Linked DNA regions of Homo sapiens: region 2 is linked to region 1. A link is a contact called in ENCODE Hi-C or POLR2A ChIA-PET data. All regions are on one chromosome and are shown on one strand. Each heading gives the region's core, a stretch centred on a gene start or an enhancer-like site at or near the end of the contact. The rest is flanking DNA. Distances are from core to core; before and after follow the strand shown.

The links. A loop is a pair of places that touch in the nucleus more often than their neighbours do. ChIA-PET counts read pairs that join two places held with the same protein, here RNA polymerase II (POLR2A). Pooled maps may share reads with other maps.
Region 2: a loop to region 1 is called in a pooled map, with 4 times the contacts of the local background. The contact joins the promoter of TMOD1 here to the promoter of XPA in region 1. A Hi-C loop is called at or near these places in 5 of 50 pooled maps. POLR2A ChIA-PET finds 5 or more read pairs at or near these places in 2 of 52 experiments (GM10248 and GM12878).

The regions. Positions count from the first base shown.
Region 1 is chr9:97,694,814-97,699,700 of GRCh38, forward strand. It overlaps XPA (XPA, DNA damage recognition and repair factor), which reads right to left and starts at 2,527. Exons shown (of 6, transcript NM_000380.4): 1 at 2,308-2,527. The coding sequence starts at 2,479. It overlaps PTCSC2 (papillary thyroid carcinoma susceptibility candidate 2), which reads right to left. Exons shown (of 11, transcript NR_147055.1): 11 at 4,812-4,887. It also overlaps the pseudogene KRT18P13. RefSeq lists enhancers at 1,919-1,978, 1,989-2,038 and a silencer at 2,589-2,688.
Region 2 is chr9:97,499,464-97,504,350 of GRCh38, forward strand. TMOD1 (tropomodulin 1) reads left to right here and starts at 2,203. Exons shown (of 10, transcript NM_003275.4): 1 at 2,203-2,340. RefSeq lists a silencer at 2,020-2,739, an enhancer at 4,126-4,270 and a cis regulatory region at 4,189-4,206.

The DNA.
Region 1 (4,887 bases), core at 1,277-3,776:
AGAGGTTTCATTCGTAACAGCCCCAAAGTGGAAACAACCCAAATAGCCACCAAAAGGAAAATGGAAAAAATTGTGGCATAATACAAAAGAATCTATACAACATCTAAATGCACAAACTACCAATGCACGCAACAAAATGTGTGAATCTCTCAGATACTATGTTGCGCAAAAAAAGCCAGATACTGTATGACTCAATGTACATGAAGTTTGGAAATAGGTAATACCAATCAAATGGTCAGAAGAGTATTACTTCTGAGAGTAGAGAGTGGACACCGACTAGGAAGGCGCAATAGGAAAACTTCTAAGGTTCCGGAAGTGTACATGTCTTGATCACGATGGTGTTTACACAAGCATTCACATAGGTAAAATTCAGATGAGTACATTTTACAGTATGTTACACCTCCATTTATTAAGACAGATTAATATGTTTTATTCTGCTACAGTCACTCCCCTTCTCTGGCCTCAATTTCTCCCTCTATTAAATGAAAGGATTAGATTATAAACTTGTTTCCACTGTTAACAGCAATTCTCACACTATAATGCCTGTTCATCTCTCTGTATCCCTTCATTAGACTGAGTGCCTTTACTTGTATACTTCTGACAAATAGTAAACATTCCATGAGTACCAACTGGATGGATAGAAATGAATGAACCTACCAGAATATGTAATATAAATAGCAAAGTAAATGAATGGAATGACAGTAAACACAATGAGAATTAAGAAGAGGGAAAGCTGGAGTAGTCGAGCCCATGACTTGAGCAGGATCCTAAACAATGCTAACTCATGCCCAAAACAAAGTCCGATTTCTCTCTGCTGCTATGCCTTGCTGTTTCCCCAGGACCTTAGCACCACTCTTCGTATTCTAAGCAAGTTTTTTCAGTCTTTCATGGCATATGTCATGGCACACAGAGAAAAAGAAAATTGTATAGTACCATGAAATAAAAGTGTCACAAAGATAAAAATCTCAGCACTTACCTAACTCTTGAAACATGGTGGGTTGTACACAATGCTACAATACAGTTCAGTTCTTGGGGAACTGCCTAAGAAATCTTAAAGAATGTTCATTCTACCTTGCTTTCCATGATCAAAAGTTTAATTTAATGTCAGTTTTTGCTATTTTGCACCTTCCGTTCCACAGCCATGTCGTAGACCTGGAAACCTTTATGGAATCATGACTATGAATTAATCAGTGCAAATGAACTTTCTGTCTGACTCTAGCGTGCCTCAAGTTTAGAAAGGAATAAAAGGTAACCACTATAAAGTAGAAAGGATGAGACCAGTACCATCAAAAGTAGCTGGAATTTGCAGTTTCGGTGTTAGTATGAACATCAAGACATGCTGCCAGCCTCAGACTCTTCTCACTCTCACTACATCTGGCTGATAAAAAAGAGTAATACAGCTCTAAACTGTGCTCGACAAAGGGCAGTATAGAGCTTTAGGAACACATGTACTTCATGTTATAGAGGCAGCCCTGAAGAACTGCCTGTCAACCAAACTATATTTTAAGTATCCTGTTAAAGATTATTAGTTGACCCCAGTGGCAAATTCTATAAGAGAATAATCTGCAATGAGAGATCAGTCCTTAATTTACTTCAATCAATAAACACGTTTTGAGCAACTAGTTTTTGCCAAGAAATCGCAGAGGTCACATGTCCAAGAAATAGACTCATGGAATCTATGGATTAGAATCTTAAAGGTTTACTATCCAGTCCCTTCTTCTGATTGCTGAGTAGGAGATTCTGATTGCTGAATCTCCTCTCCTCCACATAAGTAAGCGTTCTTCCAGTTCCTATTTGAGCGCTTCTAGTAACGGGAAGCTCATGAGAAGCAATCCATTGCACTTTTGGCAACTCTAATTGTTGAAAGCTCTCCCTAACAAACACCAAGATCTGCCTCTTCCATCAACTAGTTCTAGGTATAGAGGCCAGAATCAAGAACTAGTCTAACTCCTCTTTCCGGGACAGCTGAGGCCCTGACACCTGGCAGTGGCTGACACCTCCCGGCCGGGGCGGCTGCATCCCTAAACGAAAAATCGAAGCTGCCAGCAGCCGAGGTGCAGCGAAGAAGGCCCGGGGCTGGGGGTCAGGAGGCCCGCGTGCGACAGAGGAACGCTCTGTGGTCGTGGACAGGACGCTTTGACAAGGCGGCTGGCTGGGCGGATTCCCTCTCCGACTCGGGGAGAATCTGCACACATACGCCAGCGGAGTTGACGCGACCCCCGGGCCCCGGGACTCGGCTTGCACGAGCCAGTCTGGGGACCGGGGAGGCGGGGAGAGGGAAGGGGAAAGCGCGGACGCGGCCCAAACCTCCAGTAGCCGCAGCCGCCGTCGCCGAGTAGGGCCGGGCAGCCAGCCGGGCCTGGCGCAGCATCAGTGCCCGCTGCCGCTTCCGCTCGATACTCGCCCGCACCGAGGCAGGCAGCTCCGCGGGTTGCTCTAAAGCCGCCGCCTCCGGCAAAGCCCCGTCGGCCGCCGCCATCTCTGGCCCACTCCGAGGACCTAGCTCCCAGCTCCACGCACGCGCACTGCACGCCGAGGCGAGCCAGCCGCCCTGCACCGCCTCTGCGCTCCCCGCACCCAGCGGCCTTTCTGAGTGAGAGCGCCTGCGCAGTTAAGGGGCTCGGGGTGGCCTGCCCGGGCGCTGGGCGGAGTCTGGGTATGCGCGGACACGGAGTACCCGCCTAACTACCTGCTCTCTTGTCATCCGGGAGAAGGGTCCGTGCTGAGATCATATCTCACGACCTGGTCACCTTTAAAATAGGTCTCGCTTGGTGATTCAGAGTATAGGCTTTGGAGTCAGGCCTGGGTTAAGTCTGAGCTCTTGACAGTTAAAGTCTGTGTGACCTTGGGCAAGTTATTTAACCAGAGTTCAGTTTCTTCAGTGGTAAAATGAGGATAATTATGGAACCATTTACCGAGTCTTTGGGAGGATTAGATTGCCAGGACAATAACCTGGCACGTAGAAGACCTCAAAAAATGGTAACAGTGAGTAGTAGTAGTGCCAGTCATAGAGCCCAACAGATGATAGTCCTGATTTTATGTTGGATACACGGCCTAGAGACACAGCCTTAGATTTAAAATGAGAAGACCTGGGTTGAAACTCCCAGTTAACTTGCTGTGTGACCTCAGGCAAATGCAGGACTTGCTCCAAGGCTGATATGCATAAGGTTGGCTATCTTTCCCATGGAATATTCCTTCAGTGAGGATGAGCTACTGCCAGGTAGACAGTGGGTTTGGATCTGGGCCAAATATCCTGACTTCCCAAAAGTGTGGCTAGTGTAACAAAAGAAACATAGCAGGCTTTCCCAAAAATGTATGCTTTCCCTTTGTTACAAATAATGCTTAATTGAAACCAGAAAACATTAACTTCTAATTACTACATGTACCATTTAGGACTGGCTTTTAGAAAGACAACCTCACACACTGATGTTTCCCACTAATGTTCAATGGTTAACCTTTCAGAAACACAATTCAGTGTTCTAATTTATCGGTCATATATACATAAAGCTGCAAAACCTCGTATAAAGCAGTTACCTGCTGAAATCTTAGGTTGAATTGGAGATAGAATCTCAAGCCATCCCCATCTCCCTTCCCCTCAGATCCTTCTTTCTCCCTACCCATCAATCTTGCCCAGGTGAAACTATTTCAAATTCCATAACATCAAAAGCACAAGCAACAAAAGAAAAAAAGCTGGACTTCATTAAAATTAAAAACTAGGCTGGGCACAGTGGTTCACACCTGTAATCTCAACAGTTTGGGAGGCCAAGGCAGGAGGATGACTTGAGGTCATGAGTTCAAGACAAGCTGAGGCAACACAGTGAGACCCTGTCACTATTAAAAAATAATAATAATTGGCAAGGTGCAGTGGCTCATGTCTGTAATCCCAGCCCTTTGGGAGGCCAACACAGGAGGATTGCTTGAGACCAGGAGTTCAAGACCAACCTGGGCAATGTAACAAGAACCCATCTCAGGAGGTCAAGGCTGCAGTGAGCTGTGATGGCACCACTACACTCCAGCCTGGGCAACACAATAACATCTTGTCTCAAAAAAAAATTAAAGTCGTCGGCAAAGCCTGAGTCCTGTCCTCTCACTCTCCTCCCTGGACAGCATAAGCTTCACCACTCGCTCCACCTTCTCCACCAACTACCGGTCCCTGGGTTCTGTCCAGGCACCCAGCTACGGTGTCCGGCTGGTCAGCAGCATAGCCAGCGTCTGTACAGGCACGGGGGCTCTGGTTCCCGGATCTCCATGTCCCGCTCCACCAGCTACCTGAGCAGCATGGGTTCCGGGGGCCTGGCCGCGGGGATGGCCAGGGGTCTGGCAGGAATGAGAGGCATCCAGAACAAGAAGGAGACCGTGCAAAACCTGAACAACTGCCTGGCCTCCTACCTGGACAGAATGAGGAGCCTGGAGGCCAAGAACTGGAAGCTGGAGAGTAAAATCCAGGAGCACCTGTAGAAGAAGGGACCCCAGGTCAGAGATGAGCCATTACTTCAAGACCATTGAGGGCCTGAGGACTCAGATCTTCACAAATACTGTGGACAATGCCTGCATTGTTCTGCAGATTGACAATGCTGGTCTTGCTGCTGATGACTTTAGAGTCAAGTATGAGACAGAGCTGGCCATGCGCCAGTCTGTGGAGAGCCACATCCATGGGCTCCGGAGGTCACTGATGACACCAGTGTCACTCGGCTGCAGCTGGAGACAGAGATCGAAGCTCTCAAGGAGGAGCTGCTCTTCATGAAGAAGAACCACGAAGAGGAAGTAAAAGTGTTGTACCCGAGCGAGTTAAAAAAACGCCACACTTTGAGATGAATTAAGAGTCCTTTATTAGCCGGCGACCGAGAGACGGCTAACGCTCAAAATTCTCTCGGCCCCGAGGAAGGG
Region 2 (4,887 bases), core at 953-3,452, 200 kb before region 1:
GAGGCGGGAGGATTGCTTGAGCATAGGAGTTTCAGACCAGCCTGGGCAATATAGCAAGTCCCCTATCTCTACAAAAAACATTTTTTTAAATAGCTGGGCATGGTGGCTCATGCCTGTAATCCCAGCACTTTGAGGGGCTGATGTGGGGGTTAAGGGGTTGGCTTGAGCCCAGGAGGTTGAGGCTGCAATGAGCCGTGATCACACCACTTTACTCCAGCCTGGCCAACAAAGCGCAAGACTCTATCTCAAAAACAAAAACAAAAACAAACAAACAAAAAACCTAAACATGAAAGGCTAAGGTGGGAAGATAACATAGGAAGATAACTTTATAACCCAGGAACAGGAAAGAGTTCTTAAACAGGACACAGAGTGCTGCCAATAAGGGAAAAGATTGCCAGACTGTATTTAAGAACACCTGTTTATCAAAATACGTTAATAAGGTGAAAAGGCAAAAGAGTGGAATATAACTGAGGATACACACACCATTGAATCTATTCAATACACAGGACTATCCAGAAGAAAAATGGACAATAAATCTGAACAATTCACAAAACAAATCCAACTGGCCAATAAATATGAAGTGATACTCAACACATTAGGATATAGGGAAATGCAAGTTTGAACCTCAATGAGATACCATTACTCACATATCAGAATTTCTAAAGTGTTTCAATTTTTGTAACTTCAAGTGTTGTTGAAGATGGGAAACTGCACTGTACAATGGTACTATAACTTTGGAAGAGTTCAGGCTTATCTCTGCCGAAGTTGAGGTTAGGCTTTCTCTATCACCCAGCACTTCCAACAGCAGGCTGTGCGCGTGGACAGGAGGATTCTGGCAAGGAATGTTCGCAGCAGCACTATTTGTAATAGCTAAAACCTGGAAACAACCTAAATGCCCATTAATAGTCAAATGGATTTTTTTTTAAACTGTGGCATATTCATACAGTGAAAAACTACAGCTGCATAAAACCACAGATTAACAACAGATTTGAACAAATGAAGACATACTACAGAGGGAAGAAAAAAAACAAGGACATGATCACCGTAAGGGTCAAGAAAGTGATCATCTTTAGAAGGGAGTTGGGACCCAGGAGGGACAGGTTGGCTTCTGGGCTGTAGGCAATGTTCTCTGAGTGACTGGTTGCACAGGTGTTCACGTTGTAAAAAGTCATGAAGCTGCACATTTATTTTGTTTACACATACAACATAACTTATGTTGTATGTTCTTATATGTTCGATTCACAACAAAAATGTTTTAAAATAATCTGAAATATTAGATCACTGCTTATTTTTAAATGTATGGCATATACCCCTTGAAAAGAGCGTTCTCATTGTGAGGACTTTAGAGAAATTCATTTTCTTGAGAAACAAAATTTGGTTAATGAGTGTTTCTCATTAATAATCTATACATCAGGATTAAGAGCTGATTTTATTAAGGTCTACCCTACCAAAAGCTTTCCCATAATAATCCAAAATAAGACGTTTTCCTATTTCTATATAAATTCCTTTGCATGAGACATTTGTTTATTAAAACACTTAAAATTGTATTTGGAATAAACCACCTAAAGTGGTTTGTTCTGAAAAAAAAAAAAAAAAAAAAAAGCCTTTTAAGAACTTGGGTCTTTTTGTTGTGGTCATTTAAAATCAGTATTTTAGACACTCCACTCGCTCTCAGTGTAGAGAGAATGTATTCGATTGCGTGTTGGAACTACGTGTAGACAAAACGATCGCGGTTAAAGCTTGCGGCTCAGAGCCCACCTGGCCGCGCTGCTGGGAAACGGACGGAGCGGCGCTTCAATCAGAGGTGAAGGTGCAGCAGCTGCTTAGCTGGCTTTGGTCCATCACTTCTGGGGACTTCAGATTCTCAAAATCTTAAATTCTAAACCCCACAGGAATGCAAATCTGCCCACCTTTTCCCACATAACTCTACCGTCGCTCAAACTCTTCCTGGTACCAGCGGGGAAGCGGAGGAGACCCAGGCAGGGGCCCGCGCTCGCTCGGCTGCAGCCCGACTCCCCTGCGCTCCCGGCCCAGGGCCGCGTCCCGACGGGGAAGTGCGCTGCGCCCGGGCGCCCCCGAGTGGAGGGGGGGGGAAGGAGGGAGCCGGCGGCGGGCGGGGCGGGGCGCGGTGACAGCCGAGCCGGGCCCGCCCCTGGCTCCCACCCCCGAGCCCACAGCTCCCGCCCGCCCGCGGCCGCCCGGGAGCTCGTCCAGCCCCGCGCTGCGCTCGCCCGCCCGCTGCCCGCCGGAGCACCGCGGCCTCCGCCCGCGTCCATCTGCCCGCCGCCCGCGCCTGTTCCGCAGCCCGCGTCCGCGCCGGCCCCACAGCTCTGCGTCCGGGTAAGCCCCCACCCCGCCTGGGGTCCCCCTCGCGCTCGCGGGGCTCCCTGCCCCCGCTCCGGGGCCTCAGCCATATCTGGGCAAAATATTCAGCTGTCGCCGCCGCCGCCAAGAGGGACTGAGCGTGGCTCCCTCTATAAATAGCTGCCGCCTCGGGTTGCCTCTGGGGCTAGGGAGCCCGGGTCTCGGGGTTCCGAGCCCAGCGCTCCCGTCCCCGCCTCCCCGCGCGCGCAGCCCTGGCCAGGGCGCCCTCCGCTCTGGACCTCCGCACCGCGTCTGTGAACGCGAGAAGGACCCGGGGTTCTGGAGGAGACGGCGCCCCGGGCTGGGGTCCTGGCGGAGGGGCGCCCCCGCCACCCGCAGGACTCCAGCGCGGCGGGGCTCTGAGCCCGCGGGGTGCTCAGCTGGGTACAGGTGCCAGCCGGAGCTGGGCTCGGGGGCGCGGCCTCTTCTCCGCCTGCAAGAGTCTGGGGGTGGGAGTGGGGGAGTAAAGGCTCGACTGGACGTGGATCCCAGGTTCGCGCTGAGAGTGTTTGGGGCAGGTGAAGTTTCCCAAACTGGGAGAGACAAGGTTTAAAGCACCACGACACGCGCTACGCGGCCAAGTGGAGCTGGAAAGAGCTTGGAGGCGGGAGCCCCAGGTTGTCGCCGGCTCTCGGCATGGCCTTGGCAATCCCCCTCTTGTTTCTGGATCTCAGTCTCCCATTTGTAGGGGCGAGGTTTGGTAGCCGCGATGGAGCTGGGAGCCCAAGCCCTGAGAGCTGCAGGGCGCGCTCTTGGCCGCCTGCGCTCCCCACACCTGTTCACCCTCTCCGGGCCTGGGACGCTGGGGTCCCAGCCGCGCACATGCGGAGACGCTGCAGAAATCGGAGACTGACTGCCCCAGACTCGATCGTATCCTGGGACTCACTAAGGCCGTCGGATATCCTAAGCCGTACAACCCTAGGAAGTGCACTTTTGGGGTGCCTATGGGCATCTCTCTGCTCCGTAGCCGGCAAAGCAGCCTGTGAGCCACGCAGCTTCAGATGCGATGAGCTGGGCAGGGGCAGTGGTTCCAGTACAGCCGCTCCCTGGCCACAGTTTCCCGGTCTATATCGGGCCTATGATGCGTCCTCCAACCTGCGCAGCGCCGCCCCCTCCTACACCCTTCACCCACCGCTACTATTACAGACCCTGTCTCCAGCCCTCGCCCTATGCCCTCAGACTCTCGGAGACGACCTGGCCCAAGCTCCTCCGTGTCTGAATCGCAGAACCAGACCCTGAACCCAGGTGCTGGGCCCTCAGCGTGAGAACCCCTAGGGCCCCCACCCCATCTTTCTTCCAGAGGTGACTGCCATTTTGTCCTCTGTGCAGGGCCGCAGAGCCCCCTGCTCAAGGTCACACAGGGCCGGTCACGCCAGAAGTTCTGCAGTCTCCCAGCCTTTCCCATCTCTTTCCGCACCCTTCCCACTGCTCAGGCAGGTCCGGGAGCTCTGGGAGCACCCGATCAATGCCCCCTCTTCTTGAATCTGCTGCTGTTCTGGACTTTACCTTGTCTGGACAATAGCGCCCTCATCCTGAAGTTTCCTTTTTGCTTCTACTTTACTTTCTGTTATGTGTTTTTTTCTAAAGCCATCTCAAAGACTTACAGAAAAAAGAATTAACGGGAAATGGAGTCAGATAATAAAGTTTCCATCAGTTAGAGCCACACAACCAACAGGCAGAGTGAAAACAAGAATACTGTCACTTTGGTGTATTATCTTTAATGAGCTAGTCTTACAAACCCGTGTTTTAGAGAGTCATTGACCCTTGAGTTTCTCCCAGCCTAAGATGAAAGCCAGTGTCCTCTAAAAATAGCCTCCGCCCCACCTTATCAGGGTCTCACACCTTCTCCCTCCTTCAGGGTAGGGCGTTTTCTTGCAGCTCAGCAAAAACAGAAAACACAAAGTAGGTGTGGCAGCTCTGAGCAATGGGAGGTGGACTGGCCTGGAGGTTAGGATATCTGGCTCCAGCCCCAACTCTGCCACCCACTCAGAGGAACCTTGAGCAATGAGGGGGCAGACAAGGTGGTCTCTAGTGGACCTGGAGTGGAGAGGGCTTAGAGTCTTCCTTGGAAGCCTTTCTAGCATGACCCATCCTGTAAGGAGGAGCTGGGGAAGGAGTGAGAGACAGTGGCTTTCCCAGGTGCCAAGGGAGGACAGAGGTGGGCAGTGTCACTTGCTGTGGAGAGACAGGAGTAGGGGGATGAGGACTGGGAAAAGACCATCAGGATTGGCAGGGATCATGAGTGACTTAGACCAGGGTATTGCAGCAGGCTCAAAAAATGAGATCTGCCAGTGACCCAGCCTGTCTGAGCCTCGTTTTCTCCTCATACAATGGAGACAACAATAGCCCCATTTCATAGGGGCTGCTTGTGAGAATTAAGTGAGATGATTCAGGGCAAGCCCTCAGCCCAGAGCCTGATATTGCAATGATAGTATTCGTTGTGGTGAGGGGGAAAGGCAGGAGCTAACAGGAGCTGAAGAAGTTCTCCACTTCTTCAGGCTGTAGGCTGAAGAAGGCTCTCAA